3 separate regions of the Homo sapiens genome follow, and all the other regions are linked to region 1. A link is a loop called in an ENCODE intact Hi-C map of the cell type or tissue named here. Cell type or tissue: gastrocnemius medialis. All regions are shown on one strand.

Region 1 (8,000 bases):
AATCTAAATCTACATGTGCTGTTAAAAGATAACATAAGATATTAACATTAAGTTAAAAAAAGCAAGCTGCAGAACAATACATTTAGTAGATCTCATTTTAGTTAAAATAAAAAGGATAATGAGTATGTGATAGATAAAATTCTACAGGTACACAAGAAACTTTTTTTTTTTTTTTTTTTTGATAGGGTCTTGCTTTGTCCTCCAGGCTGGAGTTCAGTGGCGAGATCACAGCTCACCATAGCTTTGACCTCCCAGGCTTAAAGCGATCATCCCACCTCAGCCTCCTGAGCAGCTGCAACTACCAGTGTGCATCACCATGCCTGGCTAATGTTTTTTGTATTTTTAGTAGAGATGGAGTTTAACCATGTTGCCCAGGCTGGTCTCGAACTCGGGGCTCAAGCGATCCACCCGCCTCAGCCTCCCAAAGTACTGGGATTACAGGCGGAAGCCACTGTGCCCAGTCTACAAGAAACTTGTGGTGGCACATGCCTGTAATCCCAGCTACTCGGGAGGCTGAGACAGGAGAGTCCCTTGAACCCGGGAGGCGGAGGTTGCAGTGAGCTGAGATCACACCACTGCATTCCAGCCTGGGCAACAGAGCGAGAGACTCCATCTCAAAAAAAAAAAAAAAACCACACACAGGCATATGGGCCAGGCGCGGTGGCTAACACCTGTAATCCCAGCACTCTGGGAGGCTGAGGCAGGCAGATCACAAGGTCAAGAGTTCGAGACTGGGCGCGGTGGCTCATGCCTGTAATCCCAGCACTTTCAGAGGCTGAGGCGGGTGGATCACAAGGTCAGAAGTTCAAGACCAGCATGACCAACATGGAGAAACCCCATCTCTACTAAAAAATACAAAAATTAGCCAGGCGTGGTGGAGCACACCTGTGATCCCAGCTACTCAGGAGGCTGAGGCAGAAGAATCACTTGAACCCGGGAGGCGGAAGTTGCAGTGAGCAGAGAACGCACCATGGCACTCCAGCCTGGGCAACAGAGCGAGACTCTGTCTCAAAAAAAAAAAAAAAAAAAAAAAAAAAAAGAGTTTGAGACCAGCCTGACCAACATGGTGAAACTCCATCTCTACTAAAAATACAAAAATTAGCTGGGTGTGATGGCATGCGCCTGTAATCCCAGCTACTCAGGAGGCTGAGAGAGAAGAATCGCTTGAACCCGGGAGGCAGGGATTGCAGTAAGCCAAGATCACGCCACTGCACTCCAGCCTGGGCGATGGAGCGAGACTCCATCTCAAAAAACAAACAAACAAACAAAAACAAGCATATACTTACCTCCATTCATCATTTTGTCTTTAGCAAGAGGGTGTGTTGTAACTTTACTTCCAAAACCTATTTCATGAGCCAACAGAGCAGTAGGACCTAAGAATAAAAATAAAAAGATCTAAGTGCAGATATAGAAAAGCCCATGTTTAAAAAATCGCAATAGTGCCTGGCACAGTGGCTCATGCCTGTAATCCCAGCAATTGGGGAGGCCTAGGTAGAAAAATTGCTTGAGCCCAGGAATTCAACATCAGCCTGGGCAACACAGACCCCTTCTCTAACAACAACAAAAACTGCAACAGCAAAGTATTCTTCAAAATCAAGAGGCTCTTACCAAACATACAGCTACGATTCTGAAATGAAACACTTCCTAGTATGAGAGATAAAGTATGTTTATAACAAACGATTTGCTGAGCACATCTGGCAAAAGCACAGAAACTCAAAATACTTCAATAACCATTTACTCAAGAAGATTTACCTTGATACCAGCAGAGCATACACAGATAAACAAAATGTGCTCACCTCTCTCACCTTCCCCATCCCCAGAACAGGGACCACATATACCAGGAGTCCAAAGGAGGGGGAGGATCACTGGGGCGGGCTCAACTTCTTACCTCACTCTTAGTAAAAGGAAAGATTTAGTTACATGCTAAAGGCAACTGGTACTCTCTGAACTTCTGGATTTTATTGCTCTTTTGTAATCTTATTTTCTACTTGAAAATGGGAAATTAGGCCGGGCACGGTGGCTCATGCCTGTATTCCCAGCACTTTGGGAGGCCAAGGCGGCTGGATCATGAGGTCAGGAGATCAAGACCATCCTGGCTAACACGCTGGAACCCTGTCTCTACTAAAAATACAAAAAATTAGCTGTGCGTGGTGGCGGGCGCCTGTAGTCCCAGCTACTCGGGAGGCTGAGGCAGGAGAATGGGGTGAACCCGGGAGGCAGAGCTTTCAGTGAGCCAAGATCGTGCCACTGCACTCCAGCCTGGGCGACAGAGCGAGACTCTGTCTCAAAATAAATAAAAAATAAATAAATAAAATGGGAAATTAACACTCGTTCATCCACCTATCCACCCAAGTATGCCAGGTGGTAGGATTAAAATGGACAGCACACTGTCCTTGAAGGAGATAGCCTGTGAAGTGCCTGGAAGTGTGAGATATAAAGGCACTAGCATCACGTGATGAAAGCTACTTAAGCAAAGAACCACATGGAAGTGTCAGTTGATGAAGTCTTTCCAAATTGGCAGGTCCTAACTTGAGATTTTTATTTAAATGTATTCACTGAAAACGGCCAACTTCAGGGAGGGTCACAAGCATATTGCGTATGTAATGGTCCTAAATAAGGATTAAAAACAAAGATTTTATATACCTTTCATTGTTATTTCATCTTAAAGCTTTTTACAAAGTATTCATTCTACCTTTTTCCTCTAAGCCACACATATAAACATTCTTTCTAAGGCCTCACATGACACTTAGAAGGATACGTTTCAGAACAGCACCTTGATCTTGGAAACACTTAAGGTGCCCTGGATGGCTAAGATCCTGTGGCACAGTTTGTACACTTTTAGTGTCAGCAAACCTGAGAGGTCTTGGTCTTACTGTCCTTTCATTTTTCAACAAGACTCCAAGGAAGGAATTATATAATATACCCACAAGCTACTCAGACCGTAGCTGTTACAAACAGGAAGATCACACAAATACTACCTAATTACATAAGCTTTCTGCCTAATATCAGCTGTCAGTTTCAGACCAAGTCCTGATTTATAGCTCTTAAATCAAAAGCCTCAAATGTCTCTTCTCCACGTTATTTTTACACACAAGACAGCTATGTATGGTAGCAAATTTTAGAAGTCCGTAAGAATTGAATAATTATCAATTTTTATTTGAATGGATTTATAAATTGTTTTTAATTTTTATTTGGTAAGAATTTAAGAAGAAATTCCTACATCATCTTGCATTTTAAAGTAAACTTTAATAGATGATAGCACAGTGAGGAAAGTGATCGGTGAACGAGAATTTTTAGGCTGCTCCCTTCAAGGTGGTAATAAAATCACTGCTACGATGTGAATAAATTTATGTTACAGTTGGATTCAGGAATTTACTGATGTCTTTCATACTTATCAGGTAAGCTCATAATCACTGCTTTCTGGGGCGTCAGAACCCTATTTGGAATACTGGAGAAGAGACGTTTCACTCTCCCAGGACCTGGGATTCTGATGGATGAAAACGCTCTGTACTCTGCACTACAGTGCAGAGGGCGCAGCTGACCATGTCCCCTTCTGCAGCCAACAGCACCACCCTGTGGTAACATGCAAAATGACCACCTCTGCCAACTCCCCAGCTCCTCCAGGTGGCCAAGACCTTGCTTCCAGAGGCCTCATTCCTAGACCTGGGCATCTCAGCTGACAACTGTCCACTCCTCCAACTCCACACTTCCTCCCCCTCCCCTACTCAAAGTAAATATCATTTAATTTTCTTCTCAACATAGACTCCCTTCCAATTTGCGTTCCTCATTCACTCAATATTAAGGACTAGGCTAATATTCTTTGTGTTCAAAATGTTTCCAATCCCTAACTGCAACACTTCAGAATAATCTTGGCTGGGTGCGGTGGCTCACGCCTGTAATCCTAGCACTTTGGGAGGCCAAGGTGGGCGGATCACGAGATCAGGAGTTCGAGACCAGCCTGGCTAACATGGTGAAACCCCGTCTCTACCAAAAATACAAAAATTAGCTGGGCATGGTGGCAGGTGCCTGTAATTCTAGCTACTCGGGAGCCTGAGGCAGGAGAATCGCTTGAACCTGGGAGGTGGAGGTTGCAGTGAGCCGAAATTGCACCACTGCACTCCAGCTTGGGCAACAAGAGCAAAGCTCCCATTTCAACAAAAAAAAAAAAAAAAAAGAATCTTATTTTTCTGTTTGCCAATTTAAAAGATCCAAATCTCTTCCATCACTCCTCTGTTCCATTCCCATAACCCTCATCTCAATTAGCTCAGCTCATCATCACATTTTTTCCTATTTCTGGTGTAGTGCCCACAACAGTGGTGCAGGATATTCAATGGTATAAACACACTGCTAGTGTGTTTTCTATTTTTACTGTTTTTTATATAATTTTTTTTTTTTTGAGATGGAGTCTCACTCTGTCGCCCAGGCTGGAGAGCAGTGGCGCAATCTCGGCTCACTGCAAGCTCTGCCCCCCAGGTTCACACCATTCTCCTGCCTCAGCCTCCCGAGTAGCTGGGACTACAGGCACCCGCCACCACGCCTGGCTAATTTTTTGTATTTTTAGGAGAGACAGGGTTTCACCGTGTTAGCCAGGATGGTCTCGATCTCCTGACCTTGTGATCCGCACGCCTCGGCCTCCCAAAGTGCTGGGATTACAGGTGTGAGCCACCGCCCTTGGCCTATTTTTACTTTTTTTTTTTAAGAGACCAAGTCTTGCTCTGTCCTTTAGGCTCAAGTGCAGTGGTGTGATCACCACATCTCAATGTAACCTCAAATTCCTGGGCTCAAAGTGATCCTCCCACCTCAGCCTCCTGAGTAGCTGGGACTACAAGTGTGCACCACCACACCAGGCTGATTTTTTAAAATATTTTTTTGTAGAGGTCGGTGGGGGGGTCTCACTATGTTGCCCAGGCTGGTCTTGAACTCCTGGGTTCAAGTGATCCTCCCACCTCAGTCTCCCAAAGTGCTAGGATTACAGCTATGAGCCACCACAGCCAGCCTGTTTATTTTTTAATGTTGATTTAAAGTACTATAAGGCCCATGCTTCTTAGCATGGCATTCCATCTAGCCTCAGCACAAAACAGTAAGCCAAATGTGGTTGATTTTTTTTTTTTTTTTTTGAAACGAAGTCTTGCTCTGTCGCTCAGGCTGGAGTGCAGTGGCACGATCTCGGCTCACTGCAATCTCCGCCTCCCGGGTTCAAGCGATTCTCCTGCCTCAGCCTCCCAAGTAGCTAGGACGACAGGCATGCGCCACCATGCCCTGCTAATTTTTGTTATTTTTATTTTTATTATTTTATTTTATTTATTTTTTGAGACGGAGTTTCACTCTTGTTGCCCAGGCTGGAGTGCAATGGCGCAATCTTGGCTCACTGCAACCTCCACTTCCCAGGTTCAAGCGATTCTCCTGCCTCAGCCTCCCAAGCAGCTGGGATTACAGGCACGCGCCACCACGCCTGGCTAATTTCTGTATTTTTAGTAGAGATGGGGTTTCACCATGGTGGCCAGGCTGGTTTCGAACTCCTGACCTTAAGTGATTTTGCTACTTTTGTGGCACAGGACAAACTGACATGTGGTTTTTACTTTCAGCAGAATCATAAGGAAACAAACTCAGCCCAAACTCTTTCTTCCTTTGGTCAAAGAATCTAGGACTGAGGCTTGCTTCACAGCAGCAGAGCCAAAGAAAACCAAACTCAAGGATCTGTGACTTTCTCTCCAAAGAGGGGAGCAGCTGCTTGGGCTGCAGTGACTGCAGTGCCCTTTGGCAGAGATAATTACCTGAGCCTCAGGGCAGGTCAAAAGGCTAGTGGTGACTCTTGTAGTAAGCCCACGTACAAGACCTGCCAGGGTGGTCAACCTCTGTGGTTCTTCCCAGCCCCTAATGCCACGGTTCTCAAACATTTAGGTCTTAGAATCCCTTTAGCTTTTATGTGGGTTATATCTATGAACATCTGCCATATTAAAAATTATTACTTTTTTTTGAGACAGTCTTGCTGTGTCACCCAGGCTGGAGTGCAGTGGCGTAATCGCGGCTCACTGCAACCTCCGCCGCCCGGGTTCAATAGATTCTCCTGCCTCAGCCTCCTGATAGCTGGGATTACAGGAATGCATCACCATACCCAGCTAACTGCCCAGCTAACTTTTGTATTTTTAGTAGAGACGGGGTTTCACCATGTTAGCCAGGCTGGTTTCGAACTCCTGACCTCAAGTGATCCTCCCACCTCAGCCTCCCGAGTAGCTGGGATTACAGGCGTGCACCACCATGCCCAGCTAACTTTTGTATTTTTAGTAGAAACGGGATTTCACCACGTTTGCCAGGCTGGTTTTGAACTCCTGACCTCAAACGATCTGCCCACCTCAGCTTCCCAAAGTGCTGAGATTACAGGCATGCGCCACTGTGCCACGCCAATTACTTTTAATGGCAAAAACCACAATTACTTTTACATCAACCTAATAAAACTGGGAAATTTTTAAAACACAATAATAAATTCTCAGATGATGGTATCATCCTACTCTGATGTCACTCCTGAAAGACTGAGAAGAAAAAAGGCGAATAACATTTTGTTTGAAAGACATGGTGTCACTCTGCTGCCCAGGCTGGAGTGCAATCATAGCTCACTGCAGCCTCTAACTCTTGCCTTCAAGCGATCCTCCCATCTCAGCCTCCTGAGTAGCTGGGACTACATGCATGCAGTACTGTGCTTGGCTAATTTTTTGTTTGTTTGTTTGTTGAGATGGGGGTCTGGCTATGTTGCCAAGGTTAGTCTCAAACTCCTGGCTTTCAAGAGATCCTTCTGCCTTGGCCTCCCAAAATGCTGAGATTACAGGCATGAGCCACCACACCTGGCCCCTCAGTAGCATCTGCTTTGACCTTGCAAGTGCACCAAAAGAACATTGAGAACCACTGATACTCGAATGTATCAAGTCCCCAGGACCTCTGGCCCATAACTTCTTTTGAAAAGCCTACTGTATTGAACAAAATAGCAACAGCAACATGTTTTGATGTTGATGTTTACCAAACCATCCACTCATTCATTCGTTTATTCATTCACTCTTCTGACAAATATTTATTTTATTTTATTTTATTTTTTTTTTGAGACGAAGTCTCGCTCGTGTCCCCCAGGCTGGAGTGCAACGGCACAATCTCGGCTCACTGCAACCTCCGCCTCCCGGGTTCAAGCGATTCTCCTGCCTCAGCCTCCCGAGTAGCTGGGATTACAGGCGCCCGCCACCACGCCTGGCTAATTTCTGTATTTTTAGTAGAGATGGGGTTTCACCATGGTGGCCAGGCTGGTCTTGAACTCCTGACCTCAGGTGATCTGCCCGCCTCAGCCTCCCAAAGTGCTGGGATTACAGGCGTGAGCCACTGCGCCCGGCCCTGACAAATATTTAATGAAGACCTATACAACAAGGAAGGTGCTGGCAAAAATTACAGCATGGGAAAAAACCAAAATGGCAGAACATCATCTGATAGGAAAGCAACAAGAATGGATCTTAAAATGGTTATGAGAAAATAAAATATTACTAAGGTACAAAGAGAAGAGGACATCTGCGAAGCACCAAATGTCCTTGTTCTAAATTATGTGGCAGATAATGCGGTGCCCAAGATCACTCGGTACTGAGACAATCAGAAACGCCCGAGAAGCCAGCGGAAAGCACCATGGGGGCTTCTGAATTTGCAGGGCAAGCACAGGACAGAGCTGCTGTGTTGATGTTTGATGGATTTTGCTGATTGTGTGCTGGCACAAAGACTTTCTGGCACAGAGACTTGCTGTAACAAGCTGTTTACTGAATTCCAGAGGGCCTTATTTTCCTCCGAGGTCAACCAAACACGGAAAACACTAAGTTTCACAGCATGTAGACCAAAGGCATGGAGAGGCAGAAAACAGAACAATTGTCCTCATCTCTGAAATGACACCAACTTCATGCCACCCAAACTAAATACACCAACACAGATGCCCTGCATGCTTTATGAAGGGGAAGAGCTATTTGGAATCAAACCAT
Region 2 (8,000 bases), 870 kb before region 1:
TACACTGTAAGCTCCATTAGACTTTATTTTGCTGACTGTAGTGAATCCTGCAGGAAGAAAGGTGCCTGGTACACAGCAGGTGCCCCAGGCATGAATAAGCCCCATGGTCCACACCATGTGGTTTTAATGTCCCTCACATAAGGCACACAGCAACCTACCGGCAAGACCTCTGAGTTCTGACGTTTTGGTGCTCAGGATGAAGAGGAGGCCAGGCATGATGGCTCACGCCTGTAATCCCAACACTTTAGGAGGCTGAGGCTGGAGGATGCCTTGAGCCCAGGAGTTCGAGGCTGCAGAGAGCTATGCTTACCACTGAAATCCAGCCTGGGTGACAGAGACTCTGCCTCAAAAATAAAAAAGAAAATTAAAAAAAAGAAAGAAATGAGAGAAGTTTTGTGGTTTTCTTTCTTTCTTTCTTTCTTTCTTTCTTTCTTTCTTTCTTTTTGAGATGGCATGATCTGTCTTTTTTTTTGAGATGGAGTTTCACTCTGTCACCCAGGCTGGAGTGCAGTGATAATCATAGCTCACTGCAGCCTCGAATTCCTGGGCTAAAGGCATCCTCAGGCCTCAGCCTCCAGAGTAGGTGGGATTACGGGTGCATTGCCCCCATTCAGTTTTATGGACATCTGTGTTGTTTTCATTTGAGGGCTGTTATGAATAAGGCTCCTCTGAACATTTGTGTATAAATTTCTGTGTGAACTTATGGTTTCAGTTCTTACGGGTCTACACCTGGGTGTGGAATTGCTGGGTATATGGCAACTCTATGTTTCAGTTTTTGAGAAGCTGCTGAACTGTTTTCCACAATGGCTGTACCATGTTACTTTTCCACCAGCAGGGTTCAAGGAGTCCGAGTTTCCACATCCTCACCAACAATGGTTATTTTCTGGGTTTTTTGTTTTTTGTTTTTTTTAGACAGAGTCTTGCGCTGTCACCCAGGCTGGAGTGCAGTGACGCGATCTCGGCTCACTGCAATCTCCGCCTCCTGGGATCAATCAATTCTCCTGCCTCAGCCTCCCGAGTAGCTGGGAGTACAGGCGTGTGCCACCATGCCCAGCTAATTTTTGTATTTTTAGTAAAGACTGGGTTTCACCATGTTGGCCAGGCTGTTCTTGAACTCCTGACCTCAGGTGATCCGCCTGCCTTGGCCTCCCAAAGTGCTGGGATTACAGGCATGAGCCACTGCGCCCAGCCGTTTTTTGTGTTTTTAAATTCCATCCTAATGGTTGTGAAGGGGTATCTCATTGTGGGTTTGATTTACATTTCTCGAATGGCTAATGATGTTGAACATCTTTTCATGTGCTTACTGTCAATTTGTTTTTGTTGCTCTTGTTTCTGAGACAGAGTTTCTCTCTGTCACCCAGGCTGGAGTGCAGTGGCTTGATCAGGGCTCACCAAAGCCTTGACTTCCTGGGCTCAAGCAATCCTCCCGCCTCAGCCCCTCAAGTAACTGAGACTCCAGGTGAGCGCCACCATGCCCAACTAATTTTTTTGTATTTTTTGGTAGAGACGGGGTTTTGCCATGTTGCCCAGGCTGGTCTCAAACTCCTGAGCTCAAGCAATCCTCCAATCTCAGTCTCCCAAAGTGCGAGCCACTGTGTCTGGCCATCAACTTGTAATCTTGGAGATATGACTATTCAAGTACTTTTTTTTTTTTTTTGAGACAGGGTCTCACTCTGTTGCCCAGGCTGGAGTGCGGTGGCGCACTTGTAGCTCACTGCAGCCTTGATCTCCCACCTCAGCCTCCCAAGTAGCTGGGACTACAGGCATGTACCACTACACTCAGCTAATTTTTTTTTTTTTTTTTTTTTTTTTTGTGGAGTCGAGGGTCTCACAATGTTGCCCAGGCTGGTCTCAAATTCCTAGGTTCAAGCAATCCTCCTTCGCTTTTTTTTTTTTTTTTTTTTTGAGACAGATTCTTACTCTGTCACCCAGGCTGGAGCGCAGTGGCACGATCTCGGCTCACTGCAACCTCCACCTCCTGGGCTCAAGCAATTCTCCTGCCTCAGCCTCCCGAGTAGCTGGGATTACAGGCACCCACCACCACGCCCAGCTAATTTTTTGTATTTTTAGTAGAGATGGGCTTTCACTATGTTGTCTAGGCTGGTCAAGAACTCCTGACCTCAGGTGATCTGCCCACCTTGGCCTCCCAAACTACTGGGGTTATAGGCATGAGCCACCGCACCCAGCCCTTTGCCCATTTTTGAATTGAGTTGCTTGTGTTTTTTTGTTGAGTTGTAGAATTCTGATAGAACTGATAGTTACATGATTTACAAACATTTTCTCCCATTCTGTAGGTTGTCTTTTCACTTTCTTGATAGTGCCTTATATAACTTTTTATTTACTTTTATTTATTTATTTTTTTGAGCCAGGTTCTTGCTTTGTCACCCAGGCTGGAGTACAGTGGAACAGTCATAGCTCACTGCAACCTCAAACTCCTGGGCTCAAGTGATCCCCTCACTCAGCCCCCCAAGTAGCTGGGACTAGAGATGCACGCCACCACATCCAGCTAATTTTTCAAAATTTTTTTGTAGAGATGAGGTCTCACTATGTTGCCCAGGCTGGTCTTGAGCCCAGCTTGAGCGCAAGCCATCCTCCTGCCTTGGCCTCCCAAGGTGCTAGGATTACAGGCGTGAGCCACCATGCCCAGCCAATAGTGTCCTTTGATGCACAAGAGTGTTTACTTCTGATGAGGTCCACTTTGTCTATTTTGTTGTTGCTGCTGTGCTTTTGGTATTGTATTTAAGAAACCATTGCCTAATCCAAGCTCCAAAAGATTTGCACCTGTTAATTCCTTCTAAGAGTCTAATAGTTTTAGGTCTTTCATTTAGGTCTATGAGCCATTTGAGTTCATTTTTATATAAGGTTGCATGTGGATATCCAGTTGTCCCAGTACCGTTTGTTGAAAAGGTGTCTTTTTTTTTTTTAAAGCGTCTTTAAAAAAAAAAGTCTAAGTCTTAACTGCCAACAGATCACCTTAAAAACTGCTGAAGGACGGGCACAGTGGCTCACGCCTGTAATCCCAGCACTTTGGGAGGCTGAGGTGGGCGGGTCACCTGAGGTCAGAAGTTTGAAACCAGCCTGGCCAACATGGTGAAACCCCGTCTCTACTAAAAATACAAAAATTAGCTGGGTGTGGTGGCGCACACCTGTAATCCCCAGCTACTTAGGAGTCTGAGGCACGAGAATCACCTGAACCCGGGAAGCAGCGGTTGCAGCGAGCAGAGATCGCACCATTGCACTCCATTGCACTCCAGCCTGGGTGACAGAGTGAGACTCTGTCTCAAAAAAAAGCGAAACAACCAAAAACACTGTTGAAAATGTGGTGTTTTCAGACAGTGTGCTCAGAGGTCGTGGCCACTCCCAGTACACACCCACCCCCAGCTGTCCTTCTTGTTATTATTAAGAAAGAGCGCCGCTGTGCAGTTAGCACTGTTAAAACTGCTGCCTTCACTGAGCTTACACCAGGCTAGGCTAGGACTGGGAAAATTGAAGCTCTAGGTCGGCCAGTGTACAACCAGGACTCCTGGCCAGAACATACAATGCCTGAGGGCTGAGGGCCACGGGGCTGGAGAGGAGCTCTTCTGTACCGGGGGGGGTTGGAGGGGGTTAATCCTTCCCCCAACCTTCTGCAGGTGCAGCTCAGCTTTCCCTGCCATGAGAGCAGGGCGCCCCTGCATCCGCCTGCTAGGGGTGCGGTGAGACACAATATGTAAGGAGCCCTGGTCAGGGCCCTCATCCTGGCTACTCCTCCTGGCTACTCTATTTATTTATTTATTTATTTATTTATTTCTGCATATGAAAGCCAGGTCACAGCTACTCTTTAACTGTGCAGAAGGTCAGCTGGTGGTCCAGGTCCAGACGCGCCCAGGAGCTTCCTTCAGCCGCCAGGGGGCGCAGTGGGGCTGCCCCAAGACCCTGGGCCTCCGTGGCCTCCCCTAGCTGCTGGCTCTGCACGCTGCCTGGCTGGGCTGGCTGCCATCCCAGCCCTTCCTTCTCTCCAGCCCCAGCTGGCTGGCGCAGGTTTACTGTTGCAAGTGGACTGTACCCTGTGGCTCACAGGGACTCAGAGCCAGAGTGAAGCCAGCCCAGAGCTCTGGGCAAAGCTCGGTGAGATGAATGGAGCTGTCACTGGATAAAGGGAGATTCCCGGACAGCACATCCTTGTCAACACTCTCTCCTGTGTCACCGCAGATGCTGGGACGAGGCACAGCAGAGGCCATGGGACCTGGTCAAAGCGAGACTTCTTCCTTGGCCCATTTTGATTTCTTTTTTGTTGTCGTCGTTGAGACAGAGTCTAGCTTTGTCGCCCAGGCTGGAGTGCAGTGGCGTGATCTCAGCACACTGCAACCTTTACATCCTGGATTCAAGTGATTCTCCTGCCTCAGCCTCCCGAGTAGCTGGGATTACAGGTGCCTGCCATCATGCCCAGCTAATTTTTGTATTTTTAGTAGAGACGGGGTTTCACCATGTTGGCCAGGCTGGTCTCGAACTCCTGACTTCAGGTGATCCACTCGCCTTGGCCTCCCAAAGTGCTGGGATTACAGGCATGAGCCACTGCGCCCGGCCTCCCACTTTGATTTCTGAACCTTTTGGGTAACATCTCCTTCCCTCACATTTCTTGTGTGTTGAGGTCTTTTGTTCAGGCTTTCAGTGGATGAAAGGACAGAGGAGGAAACAGCTGTGGGAAGAGCAGCTGCTGTGCCTCCCTGCCTCTCTGCTTGGCCACAGCTCCCCTCCCTCTCTGGCTGCCCTAGCACTGAACTCTGATCTTCAGCAGTGAGACCTAGTACCTGCCTCCGCCTCACTGGGAAGCAAAGCCGCAGAGCAGGTGCAGCTGTGTGTGGCATGGCCAGCCACAAGCCAGAAAAACCAGCAAACCAGGGCCGGGAACAATACTTCCTGGGACCAGCCCCGGGGACCACTTTGGAAATGAGCATGGCAGAGGCAGCCACAGGGTGAGTACCCAAGTTCACGTGCACCTGCTTTAAAGGGAACCAGTGGGTTCTATGCCAAGTGCTCATATGGAGGGCATCTGTGGTCAGGCTGCAACTTCAGGGGAGAATTTCCACAGGTGTCCTGCACTGATTTCTGTCATTCCAAGTGACAGCACCTGTTTGAGGGAGTGCTCTAGGGCCATTCGGGGAGAATCAGTGACTCCACACAAGGCAGGGGCCCTGGGTGCCTGGTCTGGGGAAGGGCAGCCCGAGGCGGGGTCGGGAGTGATCAGATCCTTGGGTCTCTCCTCTTGGTCATCTTGGTCACACTTTTTCCCTGTTTTTATGGAATGTTGGGCCTCATCTCATCCACCAACATCAAAGCCAGCCAGCCAGCCAGCCAACCTCCATAGGAAATGGGCTGCAGTATTTGGCATAAAGAGCCTGCAGTGTTAAAAGACCCTTGTAAGTCTCTAGCCAACACCTTCCTAAGGCCTAGACACTGCAGAAATAATGCCTCATACTAGAGAAATATGACTTCCAGAGTAGAAACAGGGACAATTGCTGAAAAAACAAAGGCTTGACCAATCCTACTCTGCCCTAAGGGGAAGCTATGTGTTGGGGGTCTCTCACAGTAGGCGGTGGCCCCCTCCTCCTGAAAGAAGGCCACTCTCAGCTTACTTCACCAATAAACAGAGATGATGTCTCCACACTAATGTCACCCCAATTCAAATGACCTGGAAGTATAGAGACCTAGGGCCGGGCACGGTGGCTCACATCTGTAATCCTAGCACTTTGGGAGGCCAAGGCTCATTTGAGGTCAGGAGTTTGAGACCAGCCTGGCCAACATGATGAAACCCTGTCTCAACTAAACAACAACAACAACAACAAAATGAAGGCTAGACACAGTGGCTCACGTCTATAATCCCAGCTCTTTGGGAGGCTGAGTTGGGCGGATCACTTGAGGTCAGGAGTTCGAGACCAGCCTGGCCAACATGGTGAAACCCCATCTCTACTAAAAATACAAAAAAATTAGCTGGGCGTGGTGGCAGGCACCTATGATTTCAGCTATTCAGGAGGCTGAGACATGAGAATCACTTGAACCCAGGAGGCGGAGGTTGCAGTGAACCGAGATGACACCACAGCACTCCAGCCTGGGCAAAAGAGTGAGACTTTGTCTGCAAAGAAAAAAAAAATTACCCGGATGTGGTGGCGGGCGCTTGTAGTTCCAGCTGCTTGGGAAGCTGAGGCAGGAGAATCACTTGAACCCGGGAGGTGGAGGTTGCAGTGAGTTGAGATCGTGCCACTGCACTCCAGCCTGGGTGACAAAGCAAGACTCCATCTCAAAAAAAAAAAAAAGTATAGAGACTTAGAAATTCACTGCTGACCTCAAATGTGTGAGTCCCCCAAAAAGTATGCCCTGGCCTGCCTGGGTGTCCTTTGTCCTAACTGATCCCTGCAAAATAGCAGTGACAGCCTACTTATTAAATCTTGCCTGTACCTAAGTCCCACTCACATGGCAGGGTGGGGACTGGGGCTCCTCAGGGTTATTGTCACACGAGGTTCGGAGAGCAAAGTCCCTCAGGAACTATACACAGTGATGTGTCGTCAGACAGCACTTGAGACCTTGGGATGTAGCTCTTGCCAAAAACATGGTCACACACGAGCCAGGGGCAGAGGAGCTGCATTTATCAAACCAGCAGTGATGCTGGAAATCTATGTAGATGCTGGCATAAGCAGGCTCCCCACTTTGGTTCTCTTTTCTTCATAAGGGCTTTCTTTCTTTCTTTTTTTTTCCTGGACACCATAAGAAAACATCCCTAGGATGACAAGAATAACAAAAGTGTGCCAGATACAAAGCCTGTGAAGTGTTACGTTTGGGTTCCAAGCCATGTTTCTGCCTCCTTTGAGATGGTGGATGGAAGCTTACATTTCACTTGTCTCTAATTGCCTCCTTCCTGGAAAGGAGGGAAGATACAGCAGGTGACTGGGAAGGACGCAGAGGGAAAGGTGCAGAGAGCTTCCTGGGCTCTGCTATGCTTCCCAAGTCCCTGGGGCTAGTTTGATCCAAAGGCGAAAACAACAGCAAAGCCGTGCCCACGTGCTCGTCTGCTCCCCGGGGGGACCTGGGTTGGTGGACCTCGTCTGCTCCCCGGGGGGAGCCAGGTTGGTGGATCTGGGCTGATGGCGGCGCAGTGTCGGAAGAGGGCGTGGGTTTGGGGTCCAGTTGGTTCAGCATCTTTCATCTGCTGAACCTACAGCAGTGACCAATTCAAGGAAGTTTAAACCAAAAAGGACGTGGCTTCAGGCACGGCTGGGTCCAGAGACTGAGACGATGACATCAGGACTCAGCCTCAATCCATCTCTCCGCTTGGTGGCCCCAGCACCTCTGTAGGTTCAGCTCAGCACCCCTAGCTTCTTTCTCTCAATTGTTTCAGCAAAAACCCTAAGCCTGACTCTCATTGGCTCAAAATGGGTTACATGTGTATCCTTGAACCAATCACTATCGCCAAGGGAGATGGAATCACTGATTGATTAGGCCTGGGTCACATGGTCACCCTTAGATTCTGGAGATAGCTCAGCCTCGCCCAACAGAATGGACTGAGACTGGGAGGGGGGTGTTTCCCACCAGAAGAATGGGGCGCTGTGACTAGAGAAAGGGTGAATGCATGATGAGCAAAAACATCAATGCTCACTCTCTCAGAGCACTGATTCCTGCCACCGCTGGCTGTGTGGCTTTGGCCAGGTCACTTAACTTCTCTGAGCCTCAGCTGGAAACACAACTTGGTTCAGTCTTAATGGTTCCTTTCTTTGTAAAAACAGGAGAGGCTGGAGGTGTCCTGGGGTTCCTACTGTATCTGGAGGTTTCGTTAGAGTAGATTACAAGGTGACTTATTAAGAACTCAATTGCCTTGGCCCTTAGAAACAGAGGCTGTTCCTGGCAAACAATTATTTTGGCAAAGGTAAACCTTTTGGGATTCACTTTCCTTACCTCTCCTTCAGAGCTCTCAGCAAAGGGAAGGGGGACGTGGAGCTCCTAGGAGGAGCAGCACCAGTTCAAGGGCA
Region 3 (8,000 bases), 280 kb before region 1:
TTCTCATTCTTCACATTTCAGGTCAAACCGCCTGTTTTCATGTCCTTGGACACATCCAGCTCCTTCAGACCTCAGGACCTTTGCACGTGCTCACATCTTTGCCAGGAAGGCTCTTCAACTCCGATTTCACCCCTCCACACCATCTATAGTTATTTGCAACTCATCTTAGCATCTCAGCCTTCTCTGAGCCCACAGCTAGATCAGGTCCCCTTCATTGTACTTTCGTTCTTGCCTTTACGTCACTTATTCCCATCTGTAATGACATATTTGGGTAATTATTTCAATATTGCTGATCAACCTTCCTACCCCACAAGGACAGGGATTATGGCTTTTTCCTCCCTACTTCAGCCAACATTCTACACAGTGCCCAAAGAGGGGCCCAAGGAATATTTGGAGATTTTATGTGACAAAAGAAATGTTGATATTCTCAATATCCTTTATATATGTGATATTAAAACACCAGTAGAAATTTTTTTTTAATTTCAACAGACAAAAGATTGCAAACATTCAGAAAGATTTACAAATAGCTAATCAACCTTATTAGGAACAAAAATGTAAACTAACTATAACAAAATACCTCTTCAATATACTAATTTGTTAAACTTTAAAAAGGTAATAGGAGGCCGGGCACTGTGCCTCATACCTGTAATCCCAGCACTTTGGCAGACTGAGGTGGGAGGCTCCCTTGAGCCCAGGAGGTCAAGGCTGCAATGAGCCTTGATTGTATGACTGCACTCCAGCTTGGGTGACAAAGCAATACAAAAGTCTCAAAAAAAAAAAAAAGTGATGGTAGCATCTACGGATTCAATGCAATCCCTGTAAAAATTCCAACAATGGGCCGGGCGCAGTGGCTCACTCCTGTAATCCCAGCAGTTTGGGAGGCCAAGGTGGGCGGATCACCTGAGGTCAGGAGTTCAAGACCAGCCTGATCAATCTGGAGAAACTCTGTCTCTACTAAAAAAAAAAAAATACAAAATTAGCCGGGTGTGGTGGCACATGCGTGTAATCCCAGCTACTCCGGAGGCTGAGGCAGGAGAATTGCTTGGATCTGGGAGGCGGAGGTTGCAGTGAGCTGAGATTGCACTCCAGCCTGGGCAACAAGAGCGAAACTCCATCTCAAAAAAGAAAGAAAGAGAGAGAGAGAGAGAGGGAGGGAGGGAGGGAGAGAGAGAGAGAGAGAGAGACAGAGAAAGAAAGAAAGAAAGAAAGAAAGAAAGAAAGAAAGAAAGAAAGAAAGAAAGAAAGAAAGAAGATCCCAACAATTTTCTTTACAGAAACAAAAAAATCCATCCTAAAATTCATACAGAATATCAGGGAACCCTGGCCGGGCGAGGTGGCTCACACCTGTAATCCCAGCACTTTGGGAGGCCGAGGCAGGCGGATCACCAGGTCAGGAAATCGAGACCATCCTGGCTAACACGGTGAAACCCCTTCTCTACTAAAAATACAAGAAATTAGCCAGGAGTGGTGGCGGGCGACTGTAGTCCCAGCTACTCGGGAGGCTGAGGCAGGAGAATGGCGTGAACCCGGGAGGCTGAGCTTGCAGTGAGCCGAGATTGTGCCACTGCACTCCAGCCTGGGCAACAGAGCGAGACTCCGTCTCAAAAAAAATATATATATATATATATATCAGGGAACCCTCACAGCAAAATCAGTCTTGAAACAGAAGAATATAGTTGATTTTAAAACTTACTACAAAGCTATAGTAATCGACCGGGTGTGGTGGCTCATGCCTGTAATGTAATCCCAGCACTTTGGGAGGCCAAGATGGGTGGATCACCTGAGATCAGGAGTTGGAGACCAGCCTGGGCAACATGGTGAAGCCCCGTCTCCACTAAAAATACAAAAGTTAGCCAGGCGTGGTGGCATGCACCTGTAATCCCAGCTACACGGGAGGCTGAGGCAGGAGAATCGCTTGAACCTGGGAGGTGGAGGTTGCAGTGAGCCGAGATGGCACCATTCCACTCCAGCCTGGGCAACAAGAGCGAAACTCCATCTCAAAAAAAAAAAAAAAAGAAAAGAAAAAAGAATACTACCAACAGGGTAAAAAGGCAGTCCGTGGGGCTGAAAGTATTTGGCAACCCATAGGGTTGGAAATGGGAGAAAATATTTCCAAATCACATACCTGATAAGGGATTAATGTCTAGAATACATAGAAAACTCTTAATTGAAACTAAGTAAAAAACTCGCAAACAACCCAAATCAAAAATGGACAAAAAGTCTTAAATTGGGAGGCCAAGGTGGGCGGATCACCTCAGGTCAGGAGTTCGAGAAAAGCCTGGCCAACATGGTGAAACCCCATCTCTACTAAAAATACAAAAATTAGCCGGGTGTGGTGATGCACGTCTGTAATCCCACCTACTCGGGAGGCTGAGGCAGGAGAATCGCTTGAACCTGGGAGGTGGTGGTTGCAGTGAGCCAAGATCGCACCATTGCACTCCAGCCTAGGCAACAGAGTGAGACTCCATCTCAAAAAAAAAAAAAAAGGAAGGGAAATCTGACACGTGCTACAACATGGATGAACCTGGAGGATGTTATGCAAAATGAAATAAGCCAGTCACAAAAAGTTAAAATACTGTATGATTCCACTCATGATTAGACTCATATGAGTATGATGTGGCTAGAACAGTCAAATTCATAGAGACAGAAAGTAGGATGATGGTGGCTGCCAGGGGATAGGGGTAGGGAGAATGAGGAGTTAGTGTTTAATGAATACAGAGTTTTAGTTCTGCGAGATATATTTAAAAAAAAAAACAAACAAAAAAACAAAAAAACTCTGCAGTTGGGTAGTGGAGAAGTTGCACAGCAGTATGAGCGTGCTTAATGCCATGGCACTGCACAGTTAAAAATGGCTAAAAAGAGTACATTTTACTTTATGTTAATTTGTTAATTTGAGATGGAGTTTTGCTCTTGTTGCCCAGACTGGAATGTAATGGCGCAATCTCAGCTCACTGCAACCTCCGCCTCCTGGGTTCAGGCGATTCTCCTGCCTCAGCCTCCCGAGCAGTTGAGATTACAAGTGCCCACCACCACTTCCGACTAATTTTGTATTTTGAGTAGAGATGGGGTTTCTCCATGTTGGCCAGGCTGGTCTCGAACTCCCGACCTCAGGTGATCCACCCGCCTCGGCCTCCCAAAGTGCCAGGATTACCACATGAGCCACCGTGCCCAGCATACTTTTTTAAAAAAAGTAATTGATGGCTGGGTCCAGTGGCTCAAGCCTGTAATCCTAGCACTTTGGGAGGCTGAGGTGGGCGGATCACCTGAGGTCGGGAGTTCAAGACCAGCCTGGCCAACATGGAGAAACCCCGTCTCTACTAAAAATACAAACAAAATTAGCTGGGTGTGGTAGCACATGCCTGTAATCCCAGCTACTCTGGAGGCTGAGGAAGGAGAATCGCCTGAACCCGGGAAGCAGAGCTTATGGTGAGCTGAGATTGTTGCATTCCAGCCTGGGCAACAAGAGTGAAACTCCACTTCAAAAAGAAAAAAAGTAATTGATGTGGTTTGGATGTTTGTCTCCTCCAAATCTCATGTTGAAATGCGGCCTCCAATATTGGAGGTGGGGCCTGGGGGGAGCTATTGGATCACAGGGGCGGATCTTTCATGAATGGCGCGGTAATCAGCGAGTTCTCCCTCTGAGTTTACAGGGGAGCTGGTCGTTTAAAAGAGTGTGGCACCTCTCTCCTCTCTCGCTCTCGCCGTGTGATGCATCTACTCCCCCTTTACCTTCCATCATGATTGGAAGCTTTCCTGGGGCTCTCACCAGAAGCAGATGCTGGCCACCATGCTTCCTGTACAGCCTGAGAAACCATGAGTCAATGAAACCTCTTTTCTTTAGAAATTTCCCAACCTCAGGTATTCCTTTACAGCAACGCAAACAGACTAACACAGTAATACAGCTAACACTATGTAATGCTGACTGTTTAAGTGCTTTATTTGCATTCAATGACTGGTCCTCAGAACAGCCGTATGAAATAAGCAATATTATTCTCCCTATTTTTACCTTTGGGGAAACTGAGGCACTGGTTCAGGAGTCAGCAAACTATGGTTCACTGGCAAAATCCGGGATGCCGGCTGTGTTTGCAGATGCAATGTTACTGGAGAACTGCCATGCTCATTCATTACCTGCTGTCCCTGGCTGCTGCTCCCGCTGCCTGCAGACTTGAGTAGTTGCAACAGGGACCTATGGTCCACAAAGCTGAAAATAGACACCATCTGGCCCACAACTGGCTACAGAGTTGTAGTAGCTCAGTGCAAAATGAAAATGCAGGGGCGTTGTTTATAAACTAAAAATGTGGCCGGGCGAGGTGGCTCATGCCTGTAATCCCGGCACTTTGGGAGGCCAAGGTGGGCGGATCACCTGAGGGTGGGTGTTCGAGACCAGTCTGGCCAACATGGTGAAAACTGTCTCTGCTAAAAATACAAAAATTAACCGAGTGTGGTGGCATGCACCTGTAATCCCAGCTACTTGGGAGGCTGAGGCAGGAGAATCACTTGAACCCAGGAGGCAGAGGTTATAGTGACTGCACTCCAGCCTGGGCAATGGAGTGAGACTCTGTCTCAAAAATAAATAAATAAAATTAATTAATTAGTTAAGAATGCTAAAGCAGTGACAGCAGAGCATTAAAGCAAACTCGGGGCCTTCGAAGCCTGGGGCCCTTGTGCGTGCTGGAGATGAGAGCTCGTGAAACCAACTCTAATCTGGACCTTTATAGAAAACACCGGATGATGCCTGTGCTGGAAAATGTAATCACTCACCCAAAGTCACGTGGGGGTTTGTTGCAGAGCTGGGGTTTAGGCCAATGCGGGTGTCCAGAACCTGTGCTCTTGCCCTCTCCCCGTCTCTTAGGGGCTCATACACAATGTTGGGGAGGTGCCCAAATACAAGTGTCCTCAAAGACTGCTGGTGTTGACACAAAGCGCTACACTCTTTCTGGTGTGCAATTTGGAAAAATTTATTAGAGATTTAAAACATACTCATGACTCAGGCTTAGAAAAATATTTAATACGTGGAAATGCTCACAACACATTTAAGTGAAAGAGGCAACGATTAGTATGCTCTTAAATTCCGCAAAATGATTTATTTGAATGTATAGATAGAGGCATATAGATATACATGGAAAAAAACCAGAACGATGGTCTGAGGTATTAGCAGTAGCTATTTATGGGAGGTGGCACTGTGATTTATTTTCATTTTCTTCTTCGTACTTTTAGATAATTTACTCTCGCTCTCCAAATGGGCACCGGGGGTTTCAGCCATCAAGGCATCCGATAAGGACAGGTTAGCTGTGCCAAGGATGCATAAGAGAATCCTAGCCACTTGGCTTTCCTCTTAGATATCAGAGCTGGCCTTTTATATCTAAATATTATGAATTAGGCTATGAATGTTACAAACTAAGTTATTTAAAGCTATTTTTCAATCAGGTTCAGTGGCTCAGACTGGTAATCCCAGCAATTTTGGAGGCCAAGATGGGAGGATTGCTTGAGCCCAGGAGTTCAAGACCAGCCTGGGCAACATAGTGAAACCCATCTCTACAAAATAAATTAGCTGGCCATGGTGGCACCTGCCCCCTGTAGTCCCAGCTACTCAGGAGGCTGAAATGGGAGGATCACTTGAGTCCATGAAGTAGAGGCTGCAGTGAACCATAACAGTGCCACTGCACTCTAGCCTGGGTGTCAGAGTGAGACCCTGTCTCAAAAACAGAAAAAAGAGGACAGGCACCTGCGGAGAAGGCAGGCGGGTAGATGGTGGTGCCTCCCAGGAATGTCTGTTTCACCTCCTGCACCCCAGGTGGGGCCCCTGCCCTGCATCGCAAGCTTTAGGAGGGCTTGCTCTGGCCCTCCACTGGCCGTGCCCCTCCCCACGGGACAAGGAGCCCAGGCCCCACTTCTAGTTTTATTTTTTTTATCTGAGATCCCAGAATTCCCCACCCAGATGGTCTCAAGCCATCTTTCTGAGGGTGGACGGGCTGGCTTGTGCCCTTCCAGGCCAGAGGGGTGGTCTAGAGGCAGCCAGCTGTAGGTAGAGGCAGGAGGAGAGCTCAAAGTGCAGGTTGGGCGGTAGGGGCAGAGCCAAAGATGGGGAGCAGAGAGCGGGGCCAGGGGCCAAAGGCGCCATTTATACTTCTTGGCCCCACCAAGTTCAAGGTAGGTGTGGGTACCAAGGCCCTTGGTCCCCTAAAGGTTTGCTGAAAAATCACTGGCATGAGCCAGGTTGATTATGGAAGAAAAGACACGCAAGTTTATTTAACACAATACACGGAGGCTTCAGAATGAAGACCCAACTTCCTAATAAGCTACAGAAGCTTCTGTACCATCTTGAGATTACAGAAAGAACGAACAGGGGATTGGATCCTGGTAGAACAGGTTATGGGAGCCCAGCTGGGAGAAAAGGAATTCTATTGAGGGGCAATAAATGATTGCAGGAAGAACGATCTGATCTGATCGGGGAACAGAAATTCACTTGTAGATAGTTCTCTTTGGAATTTAAATGATCCTTGGAGAAAGTCACTATCTTGAAAAAGGGTCTGTTTGTGTGTGGTTACATTTTTGGTCTTACAGGAAGGGGAGGAAACCCTTGTTCTCCTTGCTGGGGCCGGATCTCAGGCAGATAAGAGAGCTGAGGTTTCTTTGGGAGAGATGGTGGGATGGTGGTCAGAGAGACCTTGAGGCTTCTTCAGCTCAGCATATCAAATGCCAAATTTTGGGGTACTGGCTTCTGAGCCCCAAAATTGGTCCTTACATTTTATTTTATTTACTGTAGTACATTGATTTGTAACGTTTACACGTTTAGACACAAGGAATGAGGCTTCCATGGACCTTGGTGGCTGGGGCCCCACAGTCCTGTGAAGGCCTGATGGTCAGAGAGGGGTGAGAACTTCAAATGGACTCACTGAGGGTACTATCTTTCCAGTACGCTGTTGATTGTGTCCCAATGGTAGGTCATCATACCAACTTAGTGGACTGCAAATAACTTTTTTTTCTTATTTGTTTATTTATTTTTGAGACAGACTCTCACTCTGTCGCCAAGCTGAAGTACAGTGGTGCGATCTTGGCTCCCTGCAACCTCTGCCTCCCGGGTTCAAGCGATTCTCCTGCCTCAGCCTCCCGAGTAGCTGGGACTACAGGCGCCCACCACCACACCTGGCTGATATTTTTTTTGTTTTTGTATTTTTAGTAGAGATGGGGTTTCACCATGTTGGCCAGACTGGTCTCGAACTCCTGACCTTAGGTGATCTACCCACCTAGGCCTCCCAAAATAGTGGGATTACAGGCATGAGTCACCACACCCGGCCTTTTTTCTTTTTTGGAGATAGAGTCCCCTCTGTCACTCAGGCTGGAGCGCAGTGGTGCAACCGTAGCTCACTGCAGCCTCCAACTCCTGCACTCAGGTGATCCTCCTGCCTCAGCTTCCAGAGTAGCTAGGACTACTAGAGCATGACACTATGCCCACCTAATTTTTTAAGTTATTTTTTGTAGAGATGGGGCCTCGTTTTGTTGGCCAGGCTGGTCTCAAACTCCTGGGCTCAAGAGATCCACCCACCTTGGCCTCCCAATATTGGGCCCGGCCCCCAACATTTATATTTTTAACAAAATAGAATAAAACAGAAAATATTGGAATGCAGCCCTTTAATAACAGCATTTCAGTAAAACATTCTTTTTCATTATGCAGGCTAGTCTTGATGGTAAATGTATCTTCTCCTGTGGGTCCCTGTTAAAAGAGCATGACAAGCTGGGTGCAGTGGCTCATGCCTATAATCCCAGCACTTTGGGAGGCTGAGGCGGACAGACCACCTGAGGTCAGGAGTTCAAGACCAGCCTGACCAACATGGTGAAACCTCACCTCTACTAAAAATACAAAATTACCCGGGCATGGTGGCACATGCCTGTAATCCCAGCTACTCAGGAGGCTGAGGCAGAAGAATCGCTTGAACCTGGGAGGCAGAGGTTGCAGTGAGCTGAGATCACACCATTGCGCTCCCGCCTGGGCGACACAG

What was found. A loop is a pair of places that touch in the nucleus more often than their neighbours do. Peaks named below come from ENCODE experiments on the same cell type or tissue, not always from the same donor. Only the 100,000 strongest peaks of a DNase experiment are listed, where the experiment ranks them.
Region 2: a loop joins it to region 1, with 12 times the contacts of the local background. A loop is called at or near these places in 11 of 110 quality-filtered maps.
Region 3: a loop joins it to region 1, with 2.9 times the contacts of the local background. A loop is called at or near these places in 2 of 110 quality-filtered maps.

The regions. Positions count from the first base shown.
Region 1 is chr1:7,971,025-7,979,024 of GRCh38, reverse strand. PARK7 (Parkinsonism associated deglycase) reads right to left here. Exons shown (of 7, transcript NM_007262.5): 6 at 1,287-1,373. Among named protein-coding and RNA genes, the nearest start is that of PARK7, 13 kb to the right of the region's middle. In gastrocnemius medialis, CTCF peaks have their summits at 3,382 and 3,583 (motif pointing left); DNase peaks (open chromatin) are centred at 1,854 and 3,574; H3K27ac peaks cover 2,835 bases.
Region 2 is chr1:8,844,972-8,852,971 of GRCh38, reverse strand. No RefSeq gene overlaps it. Among named protein-coding and RNA genes, the nearest start is that of MIR6728, 18 kb to the left of the region's middle. In gastrocnemius medialis, CTCF peaks have their summits at 3,691 and 3,890 (motif pointing right); DNase peaks (open chromatin) are centred at 3,991 and 4,825; H3K27ac peaks cover 1,831 bases.
Region 3 is chr1:8,248,625-8,256,624 of GRCh38, reverse strand. LOC105376695 (a long non-coding RNA gene) reads right to left here. Exons shown (of 3, transcript XR_946937.3): 3 at 7,618-8,000. Among named protein-coding and RNA genes, the nearest start is that of LINC03154, 6.7 kb to the left of the region's middle. In gastrocnemius medialis, no CTCF peak of the experiment used is centred here; a DNase peak (open chromatin) is centred at 4,164; H3K27ac peaks cover 1,161 bases.